Regions from separate parts of the Homo sapiens genome. Here region 1 is linked to region 2. Evidence: read pairs that join two places in POLR2A ChIA-PET (ENCODE). Cell type or tissue: A673. All regions are shown on one strand. Links, peaks and the distances in the headings refer to the core of each region. The heading gives the core; the rest is flanking DNA.

What was found. ChIA-PET counts read pairs that join two places held together with the same protein. Peaks named below come from ENCODE experiments on the same cell type or tissue, not always from the same donor. Only the 100,000 strongest peaks of a DNase experiment are listed, where the experiment ranks them.
Region 1: POLR2A ChIA-PET joins it to region 2 with 5 read pairs; 2 of 35 experiments call an interaction of 5 or more read pairs at or near these places.

The regions. Positions count from the first base shown.
Region 1 is chrX:101,267,236-101,278,966 of GRCh38, forward strand. It overlaps TAF7L (TATA-box binding protein associated factor 7 like), which reads right to left. Exons shown (of 13, transcript NM_001168474.2): 8 at 10,814-10,886; 9 at 10,371-10,484; 10 at 9,072-9,293; 11 at 8,765-8,877; 12 at 7,987-8,046; 13 at 1,022-2,002. The coding sequence ends at 1,958. Among named protein-coding and RNA genes, the nearest start is that of TAF7L, 18 kb to the right of the region's middle. In A673, for the core only: no CTCF peak of the experiment used is centred there; no DNase peak of the experiment used is centred there.
Region 2 is chrX:101,391,731-101,397,862 of GRCh38, forward strand. RPL36A-HNRNPH2 (RPL36A-HNRNPH2 readthrough) reads left to right here. Exons shown (of 4, transcript NM_001199974.2): 3 at 25-92. RPL36A (ribosomal protein L36a) reads left to right here. Exons shown (of 5, transcript NM_021029.6): 3 at 25-92; 4 at 3,605-3,727; 5 at 3,998-4,425. The coding sequence ends at 4,018. GLA (galactosidase alpha) reads right to left here. Exons shown (of 7, transcript NM_000169.3): 7 at 6,073-6,132. The coding sequence ends at 6,079. Among named protein-coding and RNA genes, the nearest start is that of RPL36A-HNRNPH2, 3.8 kb to the left of the region's middle. In A673, for the core only: no CTCF peak of the experiment used is centred there; no DNase peak of the experiment used is centred there; H3K4me3 peaks cover 642 bases; H3K27ac peaks cover 486 bases.

The DNA.
Region 1 (11,731 bases), core at 2,659-7,658, 120 kb before region 2:
TGGGCAGGCATGATGGCTCACGCCTGTAATCCCGGCACTTTGGGAGGCCAAGGCAGGTGGATCACCTGAGGTCAGGAGTTCGAGACCAGCCTGGCCAACATAGTGAAACCCCGTCTCTCCTAAAAATACAAAAATTAGCCAGGCATGGTGGCAGCTGCCTGTAATCCTTGCTACTTGGGAGGCTGAGGCAGGAGAATCACCTGAACCCGGGAGGCGGAGGTTACAGTGAGCCAAAATCGCACCACTGCACTCCAGCCTGGGCGACAGAGCAAGACTCCATCTCAAAACAAAAAAAGAACCATAGGGGCTTGCCCAAGGCAAGTTCCATCCTTGTGTGAGTTCCACTACAGCATGGTAATTCAACCCAAATATTGGAGCCGCCATTTGTATCACTTCTCTAACCACCCCCCACCACCCGCTCCATCTCATATTAACCATATAGCATTGGGATTTGGAGCAAATCTTCTCACCTTAACAATACAGCATTGGGATTTTATTTGCTTAGTTTATTAGGAGTTACCCTAAGAACTCTGGAAGGATGCCCCAAGGCTGATAGCATCTTCTGCCATTTTCTAATCAGAGTGCTATGGTCCGAATGTGTCCCCCAAAATTCATATGTTAAGATATAATCAGTAATGTGTTAGTATTAAGAGGTAGGGCTTTTGGGAGGTGATTAGGTAATGAGGGCTCCACCCTTATGAATGGAATTAGCGCCCTTTTAAAAGAGGCCCGAGGGAGTTTGTTTGCCCTGCGGTCATGTGAGGATGCACCCCGAAGACGCTAGGAAGCAGACAAACCCCTCACCAGATGCCAAAGCTGCTGGCACCTTGATCTTAGACTTCCAAGCCTCCAGAGCTATAAGCAATAAATTTCTGTTGTTTATATTTACCCAGTCTATGGTATTTTTGTTACAGCAGCCCAAATGAACTAAGATATAGAGCTTATTGCTTTTCTTCTTGTTTCTGTTTGGATATGAGTACACTCATCATGGGGGATGGTTTAATAAATTGACAACAATCCATTTAAAATGAACAATTTATTTATTGCTTAAAGAACATAGACCATAAAACACTAATAATATACCTAGAAAAAAACCCAAACAAGATTGTTAAAGAAGTCTTCATAGGCATTATGGCATCTTGTTCTTCCTAACCTTAACTGATGAGGGTTAGGAGGAGAAGGCTCAGAATAAGGATAACAGTTCATAATTTCTTCATCTCTGCTCTAACTGTTCCCTTAGTTGGTGAATAACAACCAGCTCCATCCTAAAAACAACAGAACATAAGCAGCAGCAAGGAATCATCCTTGAGCAGGAATGCAGTCCTGTTACCTGAACAGAGACAGAACACAATCTAGTATTAACTGCTGCAAGGTAGGCACTTAAACTCACTATGGCAGGTCCTAGTGCTTAGTAGAAATGACCTCGTTTTTTCCCCTATGTTTTAGGAAATACTAAAAACCAAAAGAAAAGCTAAAACATATGCAAACCAAACAGCTGTACGGCCTCTAGGCTAGACTGCCTTTAGAAGCATGGCTGAATAATCTGCTGGTACCATAGCACAGAAGCAATATAATCAATTCTTGTTTGGTGTGGTGGTGCACAACTGTAGTCCCAGCTACTCAGGAGGCTGAGGCGGAAGGATCCCTTAAGCCCAGGAGTCTGAATTCAGCCTGGGCAACATAACAAGACCCCATTTCTAAATTAATAATAATAATTCCCAAATTGACAAAGAGAAAGTCTCATGGTCGAGTGGGGTCTTTAAGTCTACTACATTTTTATACTGGCCTTTTCTACATGACTACAAACTGTGAGCATATTTTAAGTAGCAAAGAAGGTACAGATAAATATAACTGATTCAACATAAGGCAACTGAAGGGACAAAAACGTGCACAGTTTCATCCAATCTGCAGTCTGGATGGTGAATCCAAGGTTTGTGGGCCACGCCAATGGCTCTCCTCACTTCTTCAGAAAACGCTGCAACTGTTCCTGTAGGGAAATGAGCTGTAGGGAGAGGTAGAAAGACATGAAAAATTCATTTGAAATTTGAGGTCCCATTACTTGATCTAGAATTTACTTAAATGAACCAAAAAGAACTACTGTTATTTGGCATTTATAAGGTTATCTTAGTCTTGCAATGTTCCAGAGAATACTGGCCACAGTCAAGAATGCATGCATACTGCTGTGGCCATGATGATGTCCTTTATTATGCCCAATTTATGAAGAGAAGCTTTGTATTAGTCAGTTTTCACACTGCTGATAAAGATATACCTGAGTTTGGGAAGAAAAAGAGGTTTAATGGACTTACAGTTCCACATAGCTGGAGGCCTCACAATCATGGTGGAAGGCAAGGAGGAGCAAGTCATATCTTACATGGATGGCAGCAGGCAAAGAGAGGAGAACTTATGCAGGGAAACTCCCCTTTTTAAAACCATCAGATCTCGTGAGACTTATTCACTATCACGAGAACAGCATGGGAAAGACCTGCCCCCATGATTCAATTACCTCCCACCAGGTGCCTCCCACAACACGTGGGAATTAAAGATGAGATTTGGGTGGGGACACAGACAAACCATATCAAGCTTTAAAATTGAATAGGCTTTAAAAAAAAACAATATTTTTGCTGTTAAGAATTTGTGCTTCTGTGAAGAATATACAGAGGTCACAGCTCACTGTAGGGGCAAAGGAGATGGGATCTCTGTAGCCATATTCTAAGAGTCAGATGATAAAACAGTTGGGACACTCTCTTGTCCCAATGAACACAATGGGTCTTAGACTGAGTCTTACCAGCTGCTTCTTACCACATTAGGAGATACTTAGAAACTGAGCCAGAGCCCTGACCAATCAGGAGCCTGATGATGTTCTACTTAATGCTTTCTAAGTTAGAAGCCCTGAACATTTTGTGGTATAGGATTTACTTTTTTTTAACTTGAAATGGTAAAGTGACCAATAACATTCAGAGATGTATGCCATCTTTACAACAAAGGTTGTTTTTGAATATTATTCATTTCAGGACACTCCATACCAGAATGAATTTTTAGTCTGTGAAATGAAAGGAACATTATAAAACAATCCTATGCTGCACATCACCTACCAAGCCACAATAATTGCTGTCCGCAGTAACTTAGAGGCTCTTCTCACTCAGTTGCTGAGTGACCCCTGATTGACCATGATTACAACCACTGACTGATCCAGTTCTTTCTCCTTTGCAGGCTCTTTCTCTTCCCACCACCCCCTATAGATAGGTTTTTCCTTAGGTTCAGACTTCTTGCTGAACAATCAACCAGGCTAACTCAACTAGCCCCACAGCTTCAATGATCATTTCTGTGTATGGGCCTCTCTCCAATTTCCCATTTTCAAAAGCACTTCTCCACATACCCCTCCAAATCCACTTTTTGTTATCCTATTTTCAGTTAATGGCACATCATTTCCCAGTTTCCCAGGCTTTGGACTCATCTTTGTTCCCCTTTTTGCCCTGTAAATCCAATCAATTGTTAAGCTCTGTTTGCTTCTACCACTTGCACCTTTGAAGCTCCAGGCTGTCCCCACTCCAATTTCTCCTATATACTTCTGGCAGAAAAATCTTCCTGAGTTATTCCCCAGGTAAAAAGGCTTTGAAGGTTCATTATGACCTACACCAAAAATCTAAACTGTTCACCCTGGCATCACCACCTCTGAGCCAGTGTGCATGCTGCTTTCTCATGGAATGCACTCCTTTCCCTATCTCCTTATTAAAACCCTACCTATATTTTAAGGCCCCAGTCAAACACCATCTTCTCCATGAAGTCTTCTTTAATATCCATGGACAATCTGTCATTCCTTTAAGTCCCTACCCCTCTTGCCAATTTCTCCCCAAATGAAGACAGAGACTACATCATAAGCATATCATAGCTCCCTGTAGAGCCTAGCTTAAAGTAGACACCTACTAAATCTAATTTGGATAAATGAACTAACATAAGGGACTCTGAGTAAATAAAGTTTACAGCTACATTTCTATGCTGCTCCTCAATACTAAATATAGTCATGTGTTACTTAACAATGGGGATATGTTCTAAGAAATGCATCCTTAGGCAATTTTGTCATGACGCGAACATGATAGAACATACTTACACCAACCTAGATAGTATAGCTTACTACACACCTAGGCTACATAGTATAGTCTATCGTTCCTAGGTTACAAACCTGTACAGCATATTACTGTACTGAATACTGTAGGCAATTGTAGCACAATGTTAAGTATTTGTGTATCTAAACATAGAAAAGGTAAACTAAAAATACAATATAAAAAATTAAAAATGGTACACTTATATAGGGCACTTACTATGAATAGAGCTTGCAGGACTAGAAGTTGCTGTGGGTGAGTCAGTGAGTGAGTGGTGAGTGAATGTGAAGGCCTAGGACATTACTATGCACTACTGAAGACTATATAAACACTATATACTTAGGCTATAGTAAAATAATTTAAAAATTAAGTAATTCTGCTGCTATGTTATGATGGCCACAGTGTCACCAGGTGACAGGAATTTCTTAGCTCCATTATAATCTTATGGGACTACCATCATATATGCAGTCTGTCATTGGCCAAAATGTTGTTATGCAGCATACAACTGTACTTACATTGATGAAAACAAAGATGTTTGGTGGGTACTAAAACAATCCTGGCATTAACTGTTCATCTGATTGTTTTAAAGCAGTATTAAGCAGTACTTGGATAAGTGATTTGCTGAGAGGAAGGGAATATATAGAACATAAAAATTCCGCTAGCCTTGTGGGGATGGGGGTGGGGAGTAGTGCCTGTACTTCAAGAGCACCATGCTAAGCCCATCCTCATAATACCAACTCCAGTCTCTTTAAAATTGTAACCCTCAACAGTATAAGGTTAGAGTCAGCACACATTTTCTATACAGCTGCTTGACCCTCATTTAGCCTATATTGCCTTCTTCTCTCTTCGCCCTGTACACTCTCTTGTGGCTTTGAAAAATACAGTTGTCGTTCAAGTTAGAAATACATACATCCTTAATGATTCCTTCTCCTTCAACACCCAGTAATTGACCCAACTCCTGTCAATTCTACCTTTAAAGTATATTCTCTAATATATCAATATTCATTGCAGCATTATTCATAATAGCCAAAAGTGAAAGCAACCCAAATGTCCATCAGCAGATGAATGAATAAACAAAATGTGGTATATTGATCCAATGGAGTATTAGTCAGTTTTAAATGGAAAAAAGTACTGATACATGCCATAACATGGATGAACCCTGAAAATATGCTAAATGAGAGGAGCCCGACTCAAAACACCATGTATTATATGATTTCACTTGTATGAAATAACTAGAATAGGCAGTAGATTAGTAGAAACTAGATGAGTGGTTGCCTAGTGCTGGGCAGGGGAGAGGTTCTGGAGAAGTGGGGAGTGACTACTAATGGATACAGGGTTTCTTTTTGGAGTGATGAAACTATTCTAAAATTGACTGCAGTGGTGGTTGTACAACTCTGAATATGCTAAAAGCCACTGAATTGTATAGTTTAAATGGGTGACTTGTCGGGGGTGGGGAGGACGGGGTTTGAGGCAGTCTCACTCTGTCACCCAGGCTGGAGTGCAGTGGTGGGATCTCTGCTCACTGCAACCTCTGCCTCCCAGGCTCAAGCAATCCTCCCACCTCAGCCTCCCGAGCAGCTGGGACTACAGGCATACACCACCATGCCTGGCTAATTTTTGGAGAGACGGGGTTTCACCATGTTGCCCAGGCTGGTCTCGAACTCCTGGGCTGAAGCCATCTGCCCACTTTGGCCTCCCAAAGCGCTAGGATTACAGGCACGCACCACCGCACCCAGCCTAAATGGGTGATATTGTATGGTTTATGAATTACATCTGTTATAAAAACATTTTTATTGCAGTTTAAAAATCTATATTCTTTCAATCTCCATTGCTACTAACTTAGTCCAAGTTACCATCCTCTGTTATTAGAGTACCACAAAGCCCCCCAACCAGCCTCTTTGCTTCTACTCTCACCTTCTTCCAACCCATTCTCCAGATAATAATCAGAGTAACCTTTTAAAAGTTTAAATTAGGCCAGACGTGGTGGCTCACGCCTGTAATCCCAGCACTTTGGGAGGCCAAGGCAGGTGGATCACGAGGTCAGGAGATCAAGACCATCCTCGCTAACACGGTGAAACCCTGTCTCTACTAAAAATACAAAAAATTAGCCGGGCATGGTGGCACGTGCCTGTAGTCCCAGTTACTTGGGAGGCTGAGGGAGGACAATCTCTTGAACCCGAGAGGCGGATGTTGCAGTGAGCCTAGATTGTGCCACTGCACTCCAGCCTGGGCGACAGAGCAAGACTCCATTTAAAAAAAAAAAAGTTTAAATTAGATGTGATTTTCCTATCTACAATTCTTCAAGGACTTCACATTACACTTAAGGCCAAACCCATCCTCCTTATCATGGCCTTCAAGGAACCATACACTATGGTCTCTGCCTACTTCTCCAACCTTATCTTAAGCCATTCTCTTCCTGGCTTTAAATACTCCAAAGGTCCTCAAAGAAGCCAAGTTCTTTCTGAGCATGAGACCTTGCATACGCTCCACCTAAGAGGCTCCTCATCCCACTCTTTGCCTGGACTTAATCCTTCCGGTCTCAGCTTCAATAGCACCTCCTAGGAGAGGTCTATCATGATCCCCCAATTAATTCAAGACCCTTTATTCTAATAGCACCACTGACTTTTTTCCTTCATAGCACTTCTTCACAATTTGTAACTTTATATTTGTATAATTTGTTTATTGTCAATCTCCCCTGCTAGACAGCTCCACGAGGATAAGTACAGCAGGTCCTTGAATAACATCGTTTTGTCCAATGTCGTTTTGTTACAGTAAGTCCTCACTTAATGTCATCAATAGGTTCTTAGAAACTGCAACTTTAAGCAAAATGACATGCAAAAGGTCTCCAAATAACATTGTTAGTTCAATGTCATTTCATTATAATTTTTTTTTTTTTTGAGACAGGGGCTCACTTTGTTGCCCAAGCTGGAGTGCAGTGGTGTGATCATGGCTCACTGCAGCCTCAACCTCCTGGGCTCAAGCAATCCTCCCACCTTAGCGTCCTGAGTAGCTGAGACTACAGGCTTATGCCACCACAACCGGCTAATTTTTTGTACAGTCAGCGTTTCACCATGTTGCTCAGATTGGTCTCAAACTCCTGAGCTAAAGCAATCCTCTCGCGTCGGCCTCCCAAAATACTGGGGTTACATGCATGAGCCACCACTCCTGGCCTCATTATAATGTTGATGAGAAAAATAAAATCACTTCCCTGTACACATTAGGTGAATTGGTTTGTCTGAATTGTCCCAGTCTGAGTGAGTGTGGGTGTGAGTGTGGGTGTGAGTGTGCCCTGCAATGGGATGCCATCCTATCCAAGGCTGGTTCCTACCTTGTGCCCTGAGCTGCTGGGATAGGCTCTGGCCATCTGAGACCCTGAACTGGAATCACTGGGTACATAATTGTCTTACTTGTTTTTATCAGTCTTTCTCAAATGTATGTATAGCTCACATTTATTTCAACGTTTAATTATTAGAAGCGTTTTGGTTTTTATTTAGAAGTTTGGTGATGTTTTTGTGACCAGAAATATGCTATAGGAACTTAATTCTTCTTTATATCAATTAGCCTATAGTAAAATTGGTTTCATTATATATACATTATTTTGCTTAAAGTTACAGTTTCCAAGAACCTATCAATGACACTGAGGATTTACTGTATTGCATTTGTCTTATTCAACACCGTACATCCAGTGCTTTTCACTTCATAGGCATTCAATATCTGTTGAATGAGTGAATTTTCACAAAGACCTTGTTCCACCCTGCTACCTTCATTTAGAAGATTTGGCTACCACTATTCCTATGAGAGGAACAGCCAGCAATGATATTGGAATTGAAGTGGGGGATTCTCTGTATCAAATGTTTTCTGGTTAATTTGAAAACATACTTCTTACCTTCTCATTTTTTTGTTTTTCCTGTAACTCAAGCTGCTCCAGCACAGACTGAAAATGATTCTGAAAAATAAATTGTATAAATGATGAACACTGAGTCTCAAAGAAAAAAAAAAAAACCAAGGGAGGCAAGGAGTTTGGCAAATAATTGTTTTTGTTTTTGTTTTTGAGGCGGAATCTTCCTCTGTCACCCAGGCTGGAGTGCAGTGGCGCAATCTTGGCTCATGCAACCTCCGCCTCCCAGGCTCAAGTGATTCTCATGTCTCAGCCTCCTGGGTAGCTGGGATTACAGGAGCATGCCACCAGGCCTGGCTAATTTTTGTATTTTTAGTAGAGATGAGGTTTCATCTCTACTAAAAGATCCCTTACTCAGGGATCATTTACTGTGATCCCTGGCAAGTTACTTAACCTCTTTGAGTTTCCATTCTTTATCTATAAAATGGGAGTGGTGACAGTATTTACGTTTCAAGGATGTGAGGATAAAATGTGATAATATGTGTACACAATTCTTAGCCCTTTATGTGCCTTTTACATAGCAAATGCTCAATATTGGCAATTTTTATCTCATATCACCTAGTCCCTTCCCCAAAATGCTTATATTAGATGATCAAAATTACTCAGGTAAAAGGAAACAGGGTTATCTTTTATTAGGAGTTTCTAAGAGGCTGTTTAGGTTCATGAATGAACAAGAACCCTGCACAGAGATAACATAAGTGGAAACACAAAGGCAAGATACTGAAAGTAAGATATCAGGATTTCTTTATGCCAGCCAAGAATTTACCTTGAGTGTCAGGTTTTCCACTTTCATGATGAGATCCTTCTGTCTTTGTGCTTTATTCTGAATCTTATGGAGCTTTTTCTCCTTTTTCTCAATCTGCTTCTGAATTTCCATGACTAATAGAGAAACATAGAACTTTATATATTAAATATAGCCTAAATGAATGGACCAAGATCCAAATCAAGTAAAACTCTACTACACATCGAAGCGATAACTTCTTGAGCTTAGCTTTGAGTCTAATGTATGCTTAGAGTCAACTGTTAGCACTGCCACCCACCCTGGTCCCATCCCTTTGTTTTTTCTGACTTACCTATTGAACTGGTACCTTCATTTGCCCTATACTGGCCAGATTCAATAAACTCGGCCTGCAGCTGCCTTTCCAGATACTCTTCAGAACAATCTTCCTCCTCCTCTTCTTTGTCTTCATCTTCATCCTCATCCTCATCCTCATCCTCATCTTCATCATCCTCATCCTCATCATCATCATTGTTACTTCTAGAATCACTGAACATCTCCCGAAGCATATCATATTCTACTAGTTTTAAGCAAGAAGAAGGTGAACTATCTAAAACTCTGCAAATGACTCATACTCCAGATATAATTATACTCCTTTCACATTCCCCAGGCAACCAGTGAATTTTATAAATCATTTTTTCATGCAGGAAGATTATTCCCTTTATAAAACAAGGACAGCAAATGCAAAACACTGTAACATTCATTCATGTAGTGAATGATCAAGATATTTAGAGACTCTAAGGGTCATAGGAAGTTAAAATACCAGGGGTGGATGGGAGATTAGAACACTAATCTAAAACCCCTAAACTGCCAAGAGACCAATAAGAGGGAAGAAGGGCTGGGTGTGGTGGCTCATGCCTGTAATCCCAGCACTTTGGGAGGCCAACGCGGGCAGAACACTTGAAGCCAGGAGTTGGAGACCAGCCTGGCCAACATGGCAAAACCCCATCTCTACTTACAAAAAAAAAAAAAAGAAAAGAAAAAAGAAAAATTAGCTTGGTGTGGTGGTACATGCCTGTAATCCCAGCTACTTGGGAGGCTGAGGCACAAGAACTACTTGAACCTGGGAGGCAGAGGTTGCAGTGAGCCGAGATCGCACCACTACACTCCAGTTTGGGCGACAGAGCGAGACTCTGTCTCAAAAAAAAAAAAAAAAAAAAAAAAAGGCCAGGCACAGTGGCTCATGCCTGTAATTCAAGCACTTTGGGAGGCCGAGGCAGGCAGATCACTTGAGGTCTGGAATTCAAGACCAGCCTGGCCAACATGGTGAAACCCCGACGCTAGTAAAAAATTAGCTGGGCATGGTGGTGAACACCTGTAATCCCAGCTACCTGGGAGGCCGAGGCAGGAGAATCACTTGAACTCATGAGGCAGAGGTTGTAGTGAGCCGAGATCACGCCACTGCACTCCAGCCTGGGCGACAGAGCAAGACTCCATCTCAAAAAAAAAAAAAAAAAAAGAGGGAAGGACGAAACCATCCTTTTTTTCTGGGTTTTTTTTTTTTTGGATTGGCCTATGAATTTATGGAAAATGATCTGATACCCAGTCAATACCTGCCCTATCTGAAACTCCTGCTTTGCCTTTACTAAAGTACCTGACGAGGTATGACCCTGCTTGTGGCTGCTCATTCCCGAGGATATCAAAAATCCTGGGATGGAGCCTTGACTTTCTATTTCCTTGGTTCCATCTTCAGCAATGACTTCCCAACCTGAAAGGAGTGGGTAGTCAAGGAAAACACAGAAGGAAACAAAAAGGCACAGCTGAAAGGGAAGGGGCTCTTTGGCTAACAGTGCTATTTAATTTAGTCCAACTTTAGGCCATTTGTATTGGAATTCCTAGTTTGGAGAAGTGCCTCATATTGAATTACACAATAAATAATTTTCTATTACATGAATTTACTGTTCCTAGCTAGAACATTTCAAAGAATCTTAAGTTCCACACATCAAGACTGGCACACAAACACCAGAGGTGAGGCTTCGTCAGCATGTACAAATGGGGCAGAACAGACTATGCAGAAAATATTTGTATAAAGGATACGGGTACTTACGGCTTCAGCATCCGAACGCAGCAGTCTCTTTACTTCATTTTCCACGTCTGGAGATTCAATGTACTGAAGCAAAGTTGGGGATTAGAGGGGGATACCAATACTGTCATTTAACACCCTGTGTGTTGCAGGAGTGCCCTCCTACGTACCAACGAATTCAAATGTTAGGCCTCTTTAAATTCTGATCCAACCAAATTTCTACTTTAAGTAGTGCTATTTATAAAGGAATCTTTAGCCAGGGTCTAGAATTTTGTACAGTAAACTTACTTTTTTCCTAATTAAACAAATTACTTGAGACATTTAATCTTTTCAATCTGCAGCTCTATGGTAAAGCCCTCTCTCAGAGGTGCAACCCTTAGGTCTCAGTTATAAATTATTTCTCCTGATTTATATTGGCAAAGAACTATAATTCCTTATTAGTTATTTAGAAATAATTTGGTTTAAAGATCCAAATTCCCAGATTTCACTTCCCCACATCTTTATTATTAGAGACGTTCCTATAAAAACTGGATCTTAGCTGCATGTTCTCCCTTGAATCCAGTTTTACATAATTATCTCCACAGCAACCAATTTGTTGTGCCACAAATAGAAATTAGGATTTTGATGGGGAATAAGCAATTGCAAACAACTGCTGTTAAAAGTGAGCTCTGGCTCCCAAGGAATGGCTTTTGAAATAAATATCAGAATAAAAAGAGCAGATTAGAATACACGGGGTCACTGGCCAAATTGTATCTTTTCCTCTAGCAGTTATCAAACATCAAACAATGAATTCATTTTTTAGTGAATCAAACCCAGTGTATGTGTTTAGGATGAGGGTTAGAGGTGAGAAGGAAGGCTCAAAAGTAGCTTCTGTGGTTTATTTGATTCATTTGAAACTAATGAGCTATTAAATAAAACACATTAAGGGTAAA
Region 2 (6,132 bases), core at 1,133-6,132:
ACAAATACCAATTCGTTTTCCCAGGAAAGCGGCGTTATGACAGGAAGCAGAGTGGCTATGGTGGGCAAACTAAGCCGATTTTCCGGAAAAAGGTGAGTGGTAGTTACTATTTGACGTTTCCCAGTTAATTGCCGTAAGGATATGCACTTGTCTCTAGTCCACACACTTCATGATATAGGTATAGCGTTAGTTTAGCGAAGTTTTCACTGCACTGATATATCTAGTAGGTGATGGAGCTGGGAATGCAACTCATGTCTGACTAGTCCACAATACTGCACTATTTCAGTGTTTACGATTTTTTATCCTTTCCCTTCTGAAGAGGCAAAAAATTGAGGAATGTGCCCTGCTTTCCTAAGAACTGAAGTGTGAGTACACTGGTAAATCCTTTCATTTGCCTTGTTCCTTATCTGTCAATATGTCTGAATCCTCGCTTGTTGGTTGCACTAAGAATTGTTCTGTTGTTTCTCATCACAGAAATCTGCAGTCAACTACCTGTTCTCGTGAAGTCTTAAAACTCTTATAGAATAGCCATTTAGGCCTTTCTGCTAGCCTCCTGAATTCTGTATTCTCAGGCTGAGCGAGTTTCTGTTTACTCTCAAACCTTAGGTGATTTGGCTAACTCTTAAAGTAATTAGCACGATGATTGGAACGGAGCATTCTCTCCAACACAGCATTTCTTTTGGCACTTTGCTTCTTGTGCAGTTTAGCTCCAGAAAGTATTAAGGAATGACTTTAGTGCTCATTTGGATGCAGTAAGTGGTTTGATCTCAGGGTGGCAAAAAGAATGCTTTTTTTATACCTTTTCACATTCGGATAACTTGTTTAGAAGACAGAGGTTCTAACTAGGTTTTGGCCTATTAAGAACTGCAAACTAGCAGCAGCAGAACTCTGGCTAAAGGGGCAAGCTTATTAGGAAATTGAGTATTTAAAAGTTGAGCTACCATATGATCCAACAATCCCACTGCTGGGTATATACCCAGAAGAAAATCGGTATATCAAAGAGATATCTGCACTCCTATGTTTGTTGTAGCACTGTTTATAATAGCTAAGATTTAGAAGCAACCTTAGTGTCCATCGGGATGAATGGATAAAGAAAATGTACCTATACGCGGCCAGGCACGGTGGCTTGTGCCTAGCACTTTGGAAAGCCGAGGCGGGTGGATCACCTGAGGTCAGGAGTTCGAGACCAGCCTGGCCAAGATAGTGAAACCCCGTCTCTAGTAAAAATACAAAAATTAGCCGGGCTTGTGGTGTGGGCCTGTAATCTCAGCCACCCGGGAGGCTGAGGCAGGAGAATCGCTGGAACCTGGGAGGCAGAGGCTGCAGTGAGCCGAGATCACGCCACTGTACTCCAGCCTGGGCGACAGAGCAAGACTCCATCTCAAAAAAAAAAAAAAAAAAAAGGGAAAAAGAAAATGCACCTATACACAGTGGTACTATTCAGCCATAAAAAGAATGAGATCCAGTCATTTACAACAACATGGGTGGAACTGGAGATCGTTATGTTAAGTGAAATAGGCACACAAAGACAAGCATCACATGTTCTTGTTTGTGGGATCTAAAAATCAAAACAAGTGGACTTGTCATATAGAGAGTAGAAGGATGGTTACCAGAAGCTGAGAACTTCTGGTGGCGGGAGGTGGGGATGGTTAATGGGTACAAAAAGAAAAAAGAATGAATTAGACCAACTATTTGATAGCACGACAGCGTGACTAAAGTCAATAACTTAGTTACATATTTTAAAATAACTTAGAGTGTAATTGGATTGTTTGTACCTCAAAGAAAAAATGCAATAAAACTTTACAGTGGAGAAACCTAACAAGCACTACCTCAGCCAGGTAATCAAGGTTAACATCAACAGTCACGAGTCATGTTGATATATACCCTTGATAAGGTGTGATGAAAATGACACTTAAACCTAAAAATCCATAACCCTATCTAATGAGAAAAATAACAAATCCCAAGAGGGGCATTTTACAAAATACTTGACCAGTAGTGCGGAAATTGTCAAGGTCATCAAAAAAGTCTGAGAAATTGCCACAGCCAAAGGAGTCTAGAGACATGATGACTAAATGTTAGGTGGTGTCCTGCGTGGGGTCCTAGAACAGAAAAAGGACATTAGAAAAACATAAGGAAATAAAAAAAAAGTATGGACTTGAGTTAATAAGGCATCAGTGTTGGTTTGTTAATGAGTCATACTAATGTAAGATGAGAAACTGGTAAGGTTTATAAGAACTCTGTAGCATGTTTGCAATTTTTTGGTAAATAGAAAACTTGTAAACAATAGTTCTGTTGTTTAGGTAAAAGGAGCAATCAAGGCCGTGCGTGGTGGCTCGCGCCTGTAATCCCAGCACTTTGGGAGGCCAAGGCGGGTGTATCACCTGAGGTCAGGGGATCAAGACCAGCCTGTCCAACATGATGAAACCCCCATCTCTAGTAAAAATAAGAAAAAATTAGCTGGGCGTGGTGGTGGGCGCCTGTTATCCCAGCTACTCAGGAGGCTGAAGCAGGAGAATTGTTTGAACCCAGGAGAAGGAGCTGAGATCACGTCATTGCACTCCAGCCTGGGCAACAAGAGCAAAACTCCATCTCAAAAAAAAAAAAAAAGAACAATAAAAAAAGTTGAGGATTAGTGGGGAGTGTAGTTTGAGTTAAATAATTCAGTTGAATGGACATAAATTCTAGACATAATTGTAGGTAGTCTTAGAATTTATTGATCTTTTATAGAGATGGGGTTCTCACTATGTTGCCCAGGCTGGTCTCAAAATCCTGGGCTCAAGTGATCCTGCCTCAGCCTCACAAACTGTTGGGATTAAAGAACTATGCAGAGCTGCTGAATGGCCACAAGTTCAGGGTGGCAAGATGAGTTGCCCATTTGATAGGAAGCTCTAGGATGTTTGATCTGAATGGGGTTTGGATTCAAACTTGATGACAACTGGGTGACATGCCATCTTTGCTATTACCACATTTTCTCTTTATATATATATATTTATATATTATATATTATATATATTTTTATGTTTTTTATATATATTTATATATATAATATATATATATATATTTTTTTTTTTTTTTTGAGATGGAGTCTCTGTTTCCCTGGCTGGAGTGCAGTGGTGCGATCTCTGCTCACTGCAACTTCCGCCCACCTCCCGGGTTCAAGTGATTCTTCTGCCTCAGCCTCCTAAGCAGCTGGGATTATAGACACGTGCCACCATGCCCGGCTGATTTTTTTGTATTTTTAGTAGAGATGGGGTTTCACCATGTTGGTCAGGCTGGTCTTGAACTCCTGACCTCATGATCTGCCTGCCTCGGCCTCCCAAAGTGCTAGGATTACAGGCATGAGCCACTGTGCCCAGCCTTCTCTTTATTTTTTTTAGTCCACAAGTTCTACACATTTTCTCTTAAATTCACTGATTTTTAGATTATTTTCTCCCTATGGCTTAAGAGTATACTGAGTACTATTTAAAGCAAAGCATTGCAAAAGAATAGTTGCCCCACTATTCATTTGCAATGCTTTGCTTTAAATAGTACTTAAAGTAGTCATTTTTGAAGAAAGTGATCTTCTGTAGTTATTTATTAAGGCTTTAATTTAATTTTTTTTCAGGCTAAAACTACAAAGAAGATTGTGCTAAGGCTTGAGTGCGTTGAGCCCAACTGCAGATCTAAGAGAATGCTGGCTATTAAAAGATGCAAGCATTTTGAACTGGGAGGAGATAAGAAGAGAAAGGTATATAATTATGGGTGGAAGGTGCAATCTTTTTCATAGCTTTATTATTTGAAAAGGTGAACATCTATTCATTGTGGCATAGAGCTCAGGGGTAATCCTCTAAAAATATTAGATCTATAGCTAAAGATATGTGAGGTCTTTTGCTACAAGGAGGAAAGGAAGAATGAGGCAGCTTAACAGCATGGTGAGTATTTTAGGAACAGATAATGTTCTTAATGGGGCAGTAGTTCATGGCAAAATACAAAACAACTTTTTTCTGTTCTGTTACAGGGCCAAGTGATCCAGTTCTAAGTGTCATCTTTTATTATGAAGACAATAAAATCTTGAGTTTATGTTCACTTCATTTGTTTGCTGTTCATCTTTTGGGAGGGAATAAGCTAGAGCCATCAATACAATTCCGCTTGTGGGGAAATTTATGCCTCTTACTGGTACTACTTGTTTTGCATTGAAGCTGACTGGTTGAGTTCACATCATATGTTGCAATTTTCTAATTTGGCACTTCAATCACTAGGGGCCTTATGAGGCAGTTTGTCATTATGCAATGGTTATTGGTTATCATGTGAGTAGACACATTTCAGGCTAATAGGGAGAAGTCAGTAACACATTCATAGTGAATATGAGATGTCTTTGCTAAGAGTTAAGTGTCAGATCTTTGTTATAACAGTTAATTTAATAAAGAATTTTGGCATTGTTCTTCAGACACAGTACACTGTAACATATATAACATTGTCTGTGGACTTGGTCTTACACTCTTGAACATTTTGACATTCCCCCTCACATTTTAAAGTAGATATATTTATACCAAAATAACTACAAAGAATAGGTTTTCTAGTGTATGAAACCCCCCAGTGGAGTTTTTTTTTTTTTTTTGAGACAGGGTCTCCCTCTCGTAAGTGCCAGTGGTGTGGATCATAGCTTGCTACAGCTTTGAGCTTGCAGGCTCAAGTGGTCCACCTGCCTCAGCCTCCTGAGTAGCTGGGACTATAGGTGCCTGTTACCATACCTGGCTAATTTTAGTTTTTGTGTTGGGTGTCTCTCTTTGTTACTCAGCTAGTCTGGAACTCCTGGCCTTCAGTGAAACTCCTATCTCAGCATCCCAAGATGTTGGGATTACAGGTGTGAGCCACCAGGTCTGGCCAAACTCCCCGGTGGAAGAATCTTAAGAGACAAAATATCCATTCTTTAAAATGCCTCTTAACAGTTCCAAATTATACATCTTTTTTTTTTTCTTTTTTTGAGATGGAGTGTTGCTCGTTACCTAGGCTGGAGTGCAATTGGTACAACCTCAGCTCACTGCAGCCTCTGCCTCCCAGGTTCAAGTGATTGTCCTGCCTCAGCCTCTGGAGTAGCTGGGATTACAGGTGCCTGCCACCTGCCTGGCTAATTTTTGTATTTTTAGTAGAGAGGGGGTTTCACCATGTTGGCCAGGATGGTCTCCATCTCCTGACCTCGTGATCCGCCCGACTTGGCCTCCCAAAGTGTTGGGATTACAGGCGTGAGACACCGTGCCTGGCCTATACATCCTTCTTAATACATTTCAGTCTTAATGATGTTTAGCTCTTGGTAGTTAAATATGCTACACATTTTGATAATTGGGAGAGAATCTCAACAAGGGGGGTGGGTATCTGGATGAGTAAATATGGGTTTAATAGTTTTATTCCTAAAGTTTAAACTTCGGAAAATTTTATTCAAGGAAATAGAACTTTTTTTTTTGAGATGGAGTCTTGCTCTGTTGCCCAGGCTGGAATGCAGTGGCGTGATCTTGGGTCACTGCACCCCCCCACTTCCCGGGTTCAAGTGATTCTCCTGCCTCAGTCTCCTGAGTAGCTGGGGCTACAGAAGCTCGCCACCATACCTGGCTAATTTTTGTATTTTTAGTAGAGACAGGGCTTTACTATGTTAGCCAGGCTGGTCTTGAAATCCTAACCTCAAGTGATCTGCCTGCCTCAGCTTCCAAAAGTGCTGGGATTCCAGGCATGAGCCACTGTGCCTGGCTTTTTTTTTTTTTTTTGAGATGGAATCTTTGTTGCCCAGGCTGGAGTGAGGTGGCATGATCTCAGCTCAATGCAACCTCCACCTCCCGGGTTCAAGCGATTCTCATGCCTCAGCCCCCAGAGTAGCTGGGACCACAGGCGTGCGCCACCACACCTGGCTAATTTTTATATTTTTATTAGAAATGGGGTTTCACCATGTTGTCCAGGCGGGTCTCAAAGTCCCGACCTCAGGTGATCTGCCCGCCTCAGCCTCCCAAAGTGCTGGGATTACAGGCATGAGCCACCTAGCCTTGAGCTTTTAAAGTGAATGGAGAAAAAGGTGGACAGGAAGTAGTAGTTGGCAATAAAATAAACATTTTAAAGTAAGTCTTTTAATGACATCTGCATTGTATTTTCTAGCTGAAGCAAAAC